2 separate regions of the Homo sapiens genome follow, and region 2 is linked to region 1. A link is an interaction called in ENCODE POLR2A ChIA-PET data of the cell type or tissue named here. Cell type or tissue: PC-9. All regions are shown on one strand. Each heading gives the region's core, and the rest is flanking DNA. Links, peaks and the distances in the headings are about the cores only. Region 1 overlaps PTAR1 (protein prenyltransferase alpha subunit repeat containing 1). Region 2 overlaps APBA1 (amyloid beta precursor protein binding family A member 1).

Region 1 (5,391 bases), core at 142-5,141:
ATCTTTTTATTTTATTTTAAGACAGAGTCTTGCTCTGTCACCCAGGCTGGAGTGCAGTGGTGCAATCTCATCTCACAGCAAGCTCCGCCTCCTGGGTTCATACCATTCTCCTGCCTCAGCCTCCCGAGTAGCTGGGACTACAGGCCTACACCAGCACACCCGGCTAATTTTTTTATTTTTTGTAGAGACAGGATATCTTGCTATGTGCCCCAGGATAGTCTCAAACTCCTGGCCTCAAGCAATCCTCCAAACTTGGCCTCCCAGTGATGGGATTATAGGTGTGAGTCACTTCACCTGGCTGGAAGAATGTTTTATGTGTTATCTAGTTATGAATATGGCACCCTAATTTTTCCAGTGTTTTTCTTCTTTGTGAATATAACTGGAAAAAGACATAGTATGTTATATATACACATATATACATGTGTATATGTGTGTATATACTCATATATATGAGTATACATATGTATGTGTGCAGAACATGTACCCAAGGCAAAGCCAAGAAACAGAACCCTGTCAGCGTCCCACAAGTTCTTCATCTTTTTCCTGTCCCTGGCATGGTTCCACTCCCCAACTAGATGCAACCACTATCCTGATCTTTGCAATAATTTTTTCTTTAATGATTATTTTTAAACTTTACATGAATGGACTCATATTGTGTATGTGTACTTTATTCTCATTCACCAAAAATTTTTTTCTGTTTATAATTCTAGATTACCACTGTCTTCTGACTCAATGTTGCTGTCAAGAAGTAAGTTATCAGTTTAATCTTTTGTCTTTAGCTCTTTTTGATTTCTTTTTTCTACTGGCATTCTACAGTTTTGGTATGATGTTTTTTAGTTTATCTGCTTTGAATAAAATTTTAATATATTTTCCAACATTTTTAGTTGTGCTCAGTAAGAAGGTTGGTCCTGCTATGATTAGAAATGGGATTTAAATAAAAAAAAAAAGTTAGAATCTTATTTACATACTGCTTTGTAACCTACTTTTAAAAACTAAACTTATTATGAGGCTTTTTCCTTGTAATTATAAGTTCTATTTTTATGAGTGCATAGTATACCTCTACAGGAAAACACTAATTTACTCAATCTATTGTTGCACATTGTAGTTCTTGGTGATTTTCTAGTATAATAAATGCTACACAAGATGATTTTTTTTATTCACATGGAATAACTGAAATTAAGACATATCAATGCCACCAACTAGATGTATCCTCATTTAGTTATAAACAAGAGATAATGTGATTATTTTTGCTCCAAGGGATGTCAGTAGATGGTATGGCTACACAACTTACTTGAAAATAAAACAAATGGGGGTGACTGGTGTTGCACCTGTCCCATTGAGTCACTACCTTTCAGTATTTTTCTCAACAATATATCTAGTGAGGTCACTAGCAATTTTAAAAAATATGAGAATATAAAATATGATAGAGGGTCAATTCAGCCTAGTTAGCTTCCCTACACAGACCTTTCGCTGATCATGCTGCTGTAGTTATTGTGAGAGGTATATGAGAAATCTGATACAAGAGACATTTGTATTATCATCAGACTTTTCCAATACTAAAAGAGTAAATTCAGAAATACCATTCTGTCTGTTGCTCATATCATTAAGAAGAGGTAAAGCACTCAGAATCCTGACAGCCAGGATTACTCTAAGAATCTCTTTGTGAAATAAAAAACAAGATGTAAATTATTGCTTCCTTTTTTTAAAGCTAAGGTGGGGAGGCAAGCAACCCTTCAAATTCTACTTCTGTGACACTGGACACATATAATGATACTATTGTGTTTCTCTTAAAGAAAGGGCACACTGTAACTTAAAGTTGATGCCCAACAGGGTCATTTTGGAGTAAGTTTCTAGCAGACAAAAGCTATGCTATTTAAACATCTCATAAAAAATACCTTTTCTTTTTTTAAGTAATAGAGTACCAAAAGCAAAACTTTGAGCTTCCAACATGAGGAAAATTGTGCTATCTGCTAAATGTAGACCAATGACAAAAGGGTTATCATATTTAATAAATATAATTGGCTAGTGTATCATCTTGGATCTGTTATTGTTGATCTATAAATAATAAATATAATTGGCGAATGTATCATCTTGGATCTGTTATTGTTGATCTTTCATTTCAAAAAGCATGTTACTGAGCAAATCAATTTCCCAGGGAAGCACTTTACTAAGACCAATTTTTGTCACACTTCTTAGAAAATTTGCTTATTAATTCAAATTAAGCTAGTTTTCTTTCCTAGCGTATCAGTGCAAAAACACTACTGCTTTTTTTATTTTTTATGGTTTTTTTTTTTTTTGGAGAAGGAGTCTCATTCTTTCACCCAGGCTGGAGTGCAGTGGAATGATCTTGGTTCACTGCAACCTCGGCATCCTGGTTTCAAGTCATTCTCCCGCCTCAGCCTCCCAAGTAGCTGGGATTACAGGTATGTGCCACCATGCCTGGCTAATGTTTGTATTTTTAGTAGAGATGGGGTTTCGCCATGTTGGCCAGGCTGGTCTTGAACTCCTAACCTCAGGTGATCCGTCTGCCTGGGCCTCTCACAGTGCTGGGATTACAGGTGTGGGCCACTGCACCTAGTCAGTACTGCAATTTTAAACAATTGTACTTTGCCATCATGCAAAATAAATTTGATATCCTGTTTCCTACCCAAAATATACATAATAGTAGTGCATTATATAAAATGTAATCCTAAATAGTCAAGGGATAAAGTAAGATAGGTCTTTCCCATAACACACTTCTGAAATATTTAAAATTTGAGTTAAAAAAAGTATCCACTTTATCAAACACTTTTTGGAGTCTATCTATGTATTATATTGTGTAAGTAAGACCACTATATCTGGCTTATAACATACAGAAGTGAGACTCAGGATTGAGAAAACATAGGATGTAACACTAAAATAACCGAGTAATTATATGTGCTCTACAGCTTCATTTGAAATGGATGGGAAAAAGCGTATCTAGTCATAATAACTTTTATAAGGCAATTAGTCACTGTTAATACAATTTAAAAACAACTGTGGCGATATCTCTAATTTGTTTTTGACATTTCTTTTATGTTCTAGACATAGTGGCATTTTTATTCTTTCTACAAATGTAGGTCATAAAATTATTGGTTTCATTTAGACAACAGTTCACACCTCCACCCCCCTACCACCATCAAAGCAAATAAAATGGAAAGCTTGGTAGACTAGACTCAAGTTTAAAGCACCAAAAGTAAAAACAAAATCACACTTAACACTCATTTTAGGAGATAAAAGGTTTACTTAGAAATTGCAAACATTTAGCAAAGGTAAGACAAATACTATTTTCCATATTCTACAGAAATACAATACTTTATAGCTGGCTTGGTACATGGTCACATAAGAACAAATCTAATGGAAAAAGAATATTTCATTCTACTTTTCTGCCACTTATCACAGTGTAATAAGTGCCAGTAAGTCCTGGAAGACAGTTGCAGAGGAAGATTAGAATCCCAGGGCTGTTTGTTAATATACATGATTATATTGTAAGAATAATATAAAAACAAAATAGGTAAGATATACAATTAACATGCAATTTAAGCTATATTATTTTGAAGAAACAGGACAGAATTTAGTGAACGCAACTTAAAAATTTGTTAATGTAGTATAATCAGCATATCATGGTATTTTACATGGTATGGAATTATTCCTCCTTAATAATGCTTGGCAAATTGGAACAGGCTGATCCTACTTCTAGAACATATTAAAATGAAGATGAAGGAAAACAAGTGGATAATTCTATTAGATGCTTTTCTAAATATTCTGAATTTTTAAAGTACCATAATTACAGGCCTACCTCACCATCTCCAAAGTTAAAGTCATATTTTATACTCTATGAATCTGTACTGTCCAGTATAGTAGCCCTTAGCCATATGTGACTACTGAGCACTTAAAATGTGGCCAGTCAGAATTGAGATGTGCTGTGAGTGCAAAATACACTCAAATCTAAGACTTAGTATGGAAGAAAAAGAAGATAAGGTGTTTCATTAATAATCTTTTATATTGATTACATGTTGAAATGATATTTTTAATATACTGGGTTACATAAACTGTTATTAAAATTAATTTTGCTTGTTTCTTTTTTAATATGGCTACTAGAAAATTAAAAATTATGTTGTGGTTCACATTATATTTCTGTTGAACAATGTGGACATAGATAATCTACAGTCATTACATTAGCCTTAGAATTTAGCATCATACTTTTAAGCACTCTGGGGTACTAACTTGAACTCCCAGAAACCCATAAGCACACTCTGCATATAAATTATTGCAAAATTCATTCTTATCTCTCTGAAAGATATGCATTTTAAGGGTAAAAAGAATTCACAAAATATTGAATCCTTAACAAATGTCAATTAGTATATGGAGAGAGCTAAAGGACTTCAATGTAGACTGTTACATTGGGGAAAAACAGATCAAGAAACATAGCAGTACAACAGAGGGAAGACCATTAGTCTCTTCAGTAAAATAGTTAGCCAAACTTATCTTTAATGGCCAATGCCTGACCCTGCACCATAGATTATATATGTAACTTTTCCATTTAAACATAAACTATAAGAAAATCTTAAAACAATATTGACGGCAGCTTACTTATATCTTCAAGCAATGTAAAATTAACAGGCATGGTTAATTTTAATGGCAGAATATAGTAGCTGAGAACTTCTTTTAAATGAAAGCTCCTCCATGTTAAATTATGCAATTGACTAGTGTCCACAAAATTCGAGTCAAAAAAAAATTAGACGCTATTAAAATCATAACTGGCCTTTTTTTTTCTCCCTCTCCTTTTTTAATCTTTTGTAGTGTATAAATATTTGGCATACTTATAATACCTCATCTTTTATTTTTTCCAACTCAAAAACAGTAAGTTAATCTAAGAATGCATTCCATTATTTTCCTAAAAACAACATATGCCAAAGTACAATACTGACAGTGGTCACCTCAGTCAGCAGCCAGCATCGAAGTCATGCATCAAGAACCTCGCCAGGAGGCAATGCCTAATTACATTTGTACTATACACTCTGTTCCTCACAGTTCAGGTAGGAATGTTTATTTGTGTTTTATAAAACTGTTTAATCTTTTTACATTAGGTAAACTCTGTCAAAAATGCTTTGAAAACCACAAATTAACAGATGCTGAGACTACTGTATCATTCACAAAAAGTTCTTCCTCATGCCAAAGATGTTCTGAGAAAACAAGCAGAAGTTTATTGTAACTTCACATTTTACCATTACCACTCTTAAGACGCTAGAAACAAGTAAGATTTAAGGAAAAATAAAAAGAACCTAAACCCGATAGTACTGGATATACCAATACAGAGACTGATTGCAGAAGACTACAGCAGTTCTCTCTAGAGTTCAGCCAGCTGCTTAT
Region 2 (5,391 bases), core at 128-5,127, 63 kb before region 1:
TCCACACCTCTCTCCTGGCATACAATGGGGTCAGAGTCAGTGACAATTTGGTTGAAAGAAATAGAAGTCACTTAGGCTTAAGTATATGTGAATTTGCTAACAAGGACATGGATAATATATAGAATTCAAGAGCATGAAGTGTAGCTGGGCCTCAGGAAGCTTTGGGACCAAGACTGGCACATCTCTCCTCCTCATGGACCCATGGGCTCTCATTTATGTTTCTTTTCCTCTATGTCTGCCTCATTCCTCTCCCTCCTTCTTGTTTCAGGATACTTCTCTATGCACATGAGCCAAACACGGCCCATGCAGCCCAGCCCTGCCTGGACTCTATCACTTTATAAAGCTTCACATTCAAATTCTCAGGATAAAGAATCCGACGGATTCGTCTTGAGGTCCATTGGCTATGGCTTCAGAGCTGATATCCCAAAGCCCAGTGCAGGACTAGCTTAGGAGACAACTCTATGGGAAAGGAATATGGAGCAGAGAAGAAATGATCAGTCTCCTGGCCTACAAGACCCTACCTGGGCTGATCCCTGACTGCCATCCTTAATACCATTGTAGTACCCACTGTCTCTCAGCTTCTTGCTATTATCCAAGGACTCCAAGCATGCTCTTGCCTCAAGGTCTGTTTTTGTGTTTGCTGTTCCTTTTGCCTAGAAGGCTCTTCCCACAAATATATGCAGGGCTTGTTCCCTCACTTCATCAGGCCTTGGTTCAAATGGCCAGGCCTTCCTTGACCACTACAACCCGATGTCACACTCTTTGCCATTACTCTGCTTTATTTTTCCTCAGAACATTGTAAAAACATGACATGATCATGTATATTTACTTATTAATCTGCTTGCTATCTGTCTTTCCCACTAGAATGTAAAATTCATGAGAATAAGAACTGCTATCTTCTCTACTGTATCACCAGAACTCTTAGTATCAGGTACAGAATAGATGTTCCATAAATGTTTGTTGGATAGAGTATTAATTTTACATGCCTGTTTTACATGTCTACTAATTGAATGACCACCACCACAGTCCATATATCTCCACTGATAATGTCCCATGGAGGGGCATTTCCTACCATGTTCATGCCAGTATTTTGTACTCTTTCAATGTTGACACTATTTTTCTCATCCCCCAAAATTCTTCTGTTAGTTCTCAATAAGTGATTTAATTAAATTCCTCTTTAGCCCATTCACATTCTGGCAGCTCCATGAATGGCTTTCCCCATTCAAAAAACCTAAATGCTCTCATTACAGAGTCCCATTTGTAAGAAGCCCTACAGAGTCCCAGCAAACCTGTTCTTCTCTTTCCAACTTGGCCATGTCTCAGATGGGACCCCAAGAGCTTAAGCTTCTTTGAACTCACCCACAAATAACTGGTTTGAGTAGAGGGAGTTGGGGATGTCTGTGGAAAACTGTGAACTCATGCTGGATGGAAAGCCAGGGTCCTAATGGTGACACCCCTTGGAAGCAGACTTTATTCTGTGAGTAGTGGGGGGCCACTGATGGTTTCTCAGCAGGAGTAGGTAATAAAAGATGTGCTTCAAGAAGATGTCTGGTAGCAATGGGTAGAATGATAGTGACCTGTGATTATTCAGGGTAGAAGATGATTATGGCCTAGATAGGGCTCTGGAAACAGAGACTGCTGCAGAAAAAAACATGGTGGGAAGAATCTATAGAATTTGGAAAGTGAGTAGAAGTATGTGTGGGGATGGGAGTGGGGGACTGGGGGTGGGAGAGGTGTCAGATGCTGCCAAGGTGTCAAGCCAGAAGTCACTGGATAGTTTATTAGGATATCCACGATAATCCTCAAGATGACAGTTTAAGATCGATGTTGGAAGGGAAAGGAGATACTGAGAAATTAGTCGAGGGGTTGAATAAGTATAACTTGTATGTTTTTTATTACCTCCAAAGCATTTTCATCTTACTTGATCCTTACTGGCTCATGGGATAGGTAAGTAAGAAAGGCTGTAACTTTGTCCAAGCCACAGAGGCCAACAGAATTGAGGTCAATTTCTCTAACATGATTGAACAGGAAGCTGTTTAGTTATTTGAAAACATCAGTTAAGGCAAGATCTCATAACAACATGACACAAGCAAAACATTTTTCTTTCATTTGGCCACTCACTGCCTGAACCGAGTTATGTGTTTGGCAAGTTCACCACTTTGTGAGTCCAGGTTGGGCGAGGCAAGATCGTCTACCTGAAGTGAGAGAAAAAAAGCTAGAGACTTGCTTGCCCAGTTTCCCTTGCAGCTAGAGAAAAGGCTGAGGGAGAAGTGAGCTCTGCCAACCAGGCAGCCTGCACGGAGGCGGACTGGGAGCTTACATTATGAAAGGGAGGGGGGAGCTCGTGCTCTCTTCAGCAGTGGCAGGAGAAGGGTGGCCTTGTAGCTGCACACTCGACACAGAGGTAGCTTTGAGGATGGCAGGGCCAGCAGCTGCGATTAAGGTCCTGGCAGACAGGTCACGTGGCATCGAGAGCTCCCTAGAGGTGGCACTTTCTCGTCAGACCAGTTCTGGGGTTTGGTGTTGGGTGCTGCTCCAGGAAGCTCAGCCTTCATTCAGACTCTCCAGTTCTCCCAATTCTCCAGCTGCCCAATCACGTCTCTGCTTAGCCAGAGTCATTTTCTGTTGCTAGTGTCTAAGAACTCTGACTGATACACCTTAAAACCATAAATGTTTTGTTTTACTTTAAATATCACATGGATAGACATACTCACCAATCTTAACACCAGTTGAAAGTAAGTCCTGTGACATATAAGCAAAATGAAAATAGGAAAAGTTTTATTTTGATAAGCACCCAGGAGTCATTTTCTAGATTTATTAAAACTCATTTATAATATCAAGTTTTTTTATAGAGGCAGGCTACAAAATAGTAAATATGCTGTATTTGTTGCACCCACAAGAAAAGAATATGCCCAAATGTTAACAGCCATTATCTTGGGGTAGTGGGTAATGAGGAATTACTGATTTCCTCCATTCTGCTCATATACAGTTCAAAAATTTTCTGCCATGCATGTGTCATTCTTGTATGATAAAATATTTTTAAAACATATAGAAAACAGGTCTGTTTTCTTCTGTAATTGTGCTGATCGTTACTTTTCATCTCTGTTGGAGCATTTTAGGAGCAACTTCCTTGCCTTGGTCTGATGTTCTCAGAAGGGATTTGCAGAGAGTAACACTCCAGGTTTCTCTACTCCCACCCCACTCCCACCCTACTCCTCAACATCCACCCCTTCTGGAGAGCTTCGGAGGAAGTCCTAGACAAGCCTGGCTTCAAGCCTTCCTTGCTCTTTTTCACCTCTGTCTGCCCACAGAAGGGGGCATTCTGGTCTGCTCTCCTGCAGGTAAGTTACCAGGCAAGAACTGTCCCCCTGCACCAGGGCTGAGAGCATGAGTGACACTAATTCCAGGCAGTCTTTAGTGGCCACACATCTAAGCCACAGTTTCCAACTGGCTTTATTAATAACAGAGCTCCATTTGTCTCTTGCATTTTATTTCTCATTTGGTTCCTAAAATGGGAGGGGAATTGAAGAAGGTAATATAGACACACCCAGGCACCAAAGGAACTGTGATTAACACTATTTTCTTAGGCCTCTCAGTGCCCTCCATGAATAAGTCCTGAGACACAGGGGAACGCAGGCTGCTGAATGGATTTTCAATTGCCTATAACCCTGGGGAGAAAACGCTCAAGCCCCAGTATGCTGCCAATACTGCCTGCATTTTCCCTTTTCACTGCCTTGTTGGGAAGTGCATCATTGCTTAATATTCAGGAACTCCCTACCAGGATTCAGTGCCTTAATAACAGCAATATAAAACCTCGATTATCTAATAAAATATCCCAGACTGGACCCTGAGGTTTCATTAGTGGCAAGACATTTTATTGGGATTATAGCTTTTTGTTGTTGTTGTTCAGAAAGCAGACACTGTTCAAGCCTGGAAAGCTTATTCATTGATGTTAACCTTTTCCTTCACAAAATATATGAAAAGAAAGCAAATCATGGACTCTCAAATCTGCAGTTCTACCTCTGCTATTTTATTATTCCTTACCTCCTTCAGATAAAGTATCTAAGTCTCAGAAGTCATTACTCTTAAATTCAAGCCATAAAAACACACCCATCTTCCTAAGAGTTTATCAGCATTTTGCAAAGTAGCTGGATACAGCAAGTACTTTAAAAGCCACAGTAAAGTGCAAGCCGACTTCCAAATCTTACACATAATTGCTATCTGACAGCTTTCAGGGTAGACAACAACCAAAGTCAAGTTTCCTGACTATATTTTCCTCTAACTTATTAAGTTATTATTCAAGGTCACAAAACAACAGCTTAGGATATGCATGCCATTAAACAGAAAGCAAACCTCATCAAACACATAACTCTTAAAAGTTGCTTCCTTAGTGCGCCAGAATGTATGCTATAGAAATATAAAGACATGAGCACACAAAGACAGAATAATACTATTGAGTATTTAAAAGTCTTCAGCTAAAATGTTTTCAACAGCACTGTTTTCTAGGAAATCAAACAAAAGGTGCTTAATGAACAGTGAAACTGTGATAAGTCCTTTTTAATAAAATAGGCAGACTGTTGACTGGGGTTTTGGTGGGTGGTCTGTGGGGGATAGGAACATGGGGTTGATAAAGACAGGCCTTAAAGGCAGGACTGCATGACTGGCAAGCTTTGGCTGTTGCTGCCTAGGTTGGGCCATGCTGCAGCCGCCCCCACCACTGCACTCTCTGGATCAGAACTGGAAGGTACCTCGATATCTTTGCTTATAGCATTGGACAGATGAAGGGCTGGTTACCTGTCAGGAAGTGAAGAGCGTGGTTAAGAGTCCTCTATGCTAGGTTGTCACAGTCACCAGCTACTAGACTCTTGGCTACAACATTTCTCACCAAGAGCAGTGTCCTTGGGGAAAAACTAAACAGGGATGAGAAAGGGGTTAGGAATAAAACTCTCTCCTAGAGACCAGGTCAGAATACATAATGGGTTTAACTTCGCAATAAAGTGACAAGGTGCACTTGAATAAGCCACCCTGATACACGGAAAGCACTGGGCACAGAAGTAACTTTCCCATTGAATCAGGAGTTGATCCCATAAACCTTACTATTAGCCAAGTTTACATTTATGAACATTTTACACACACTACTCAGTTATATATTAAAGACAAAAATTGATAAAATACTTATACTTTGGTAAGCCATAGAGCCAATTCTCTTTTCAACCTAGTTGTTCATTTCACCAGTGGGCAAAAATCATTATTTTTAAAGGTTTCCAATTTAAGAGCACAGACCACCCAGCTATTATAGAGCTCTATAGTTTAGCCCTCGAAGGTGAGTCCCAGATGCAGTTCAGGGATGGTCTGAACCTTTGAACAAGGGCAAATCCAAGCACTCTAACT

What was found. Peaks named below come from ENCODE experiments on the same cell type or tissue, not always from the same donor. Only the 100,000 strongest peaks of a DNase experiment are listed, where the experiment ranks them.
Region 2: POLR2A ChIA-PET joins it to region 1 with 6 read pairs; 2 of 35 experiments call an interaction of 5 or more read pairs at or near these places.

Annotation. Positions count from the first base shown.
Region 1 is chr9:69,706,283-69,711,673 of GRCh38, forward strand. PTAR1 (protein prenyltransferase alpha subunit repeat containing 1) reads right to left here. Exons shown (of 8, transcript NM_001099666.2): 8 at 3,243-5,391. Among named protein-coding and RNA genes, the nearest start is that of APBA1, 37 kb to the left of the region's middle. In PC-9, for the core only: no CTCF peak of the experiment used is centred there; no DNase peak of the experiment used is centred there.
Region 2 is chr9:69,643,311-69,648,701 of GRCh38, forward strand. The region is part of intron 1 of APBA1 (amyloid beta precursor protein binding family A member 1); the gene reads right to left. Among named protein-coding and RNA genes, the nearest start is that of APBA1, 26 kb to the right of the region's middle. In PC-9, for the core only: no CTCF peak of the experiment used is centred there; a DNase peak (open chromatin) is centred at 2,471.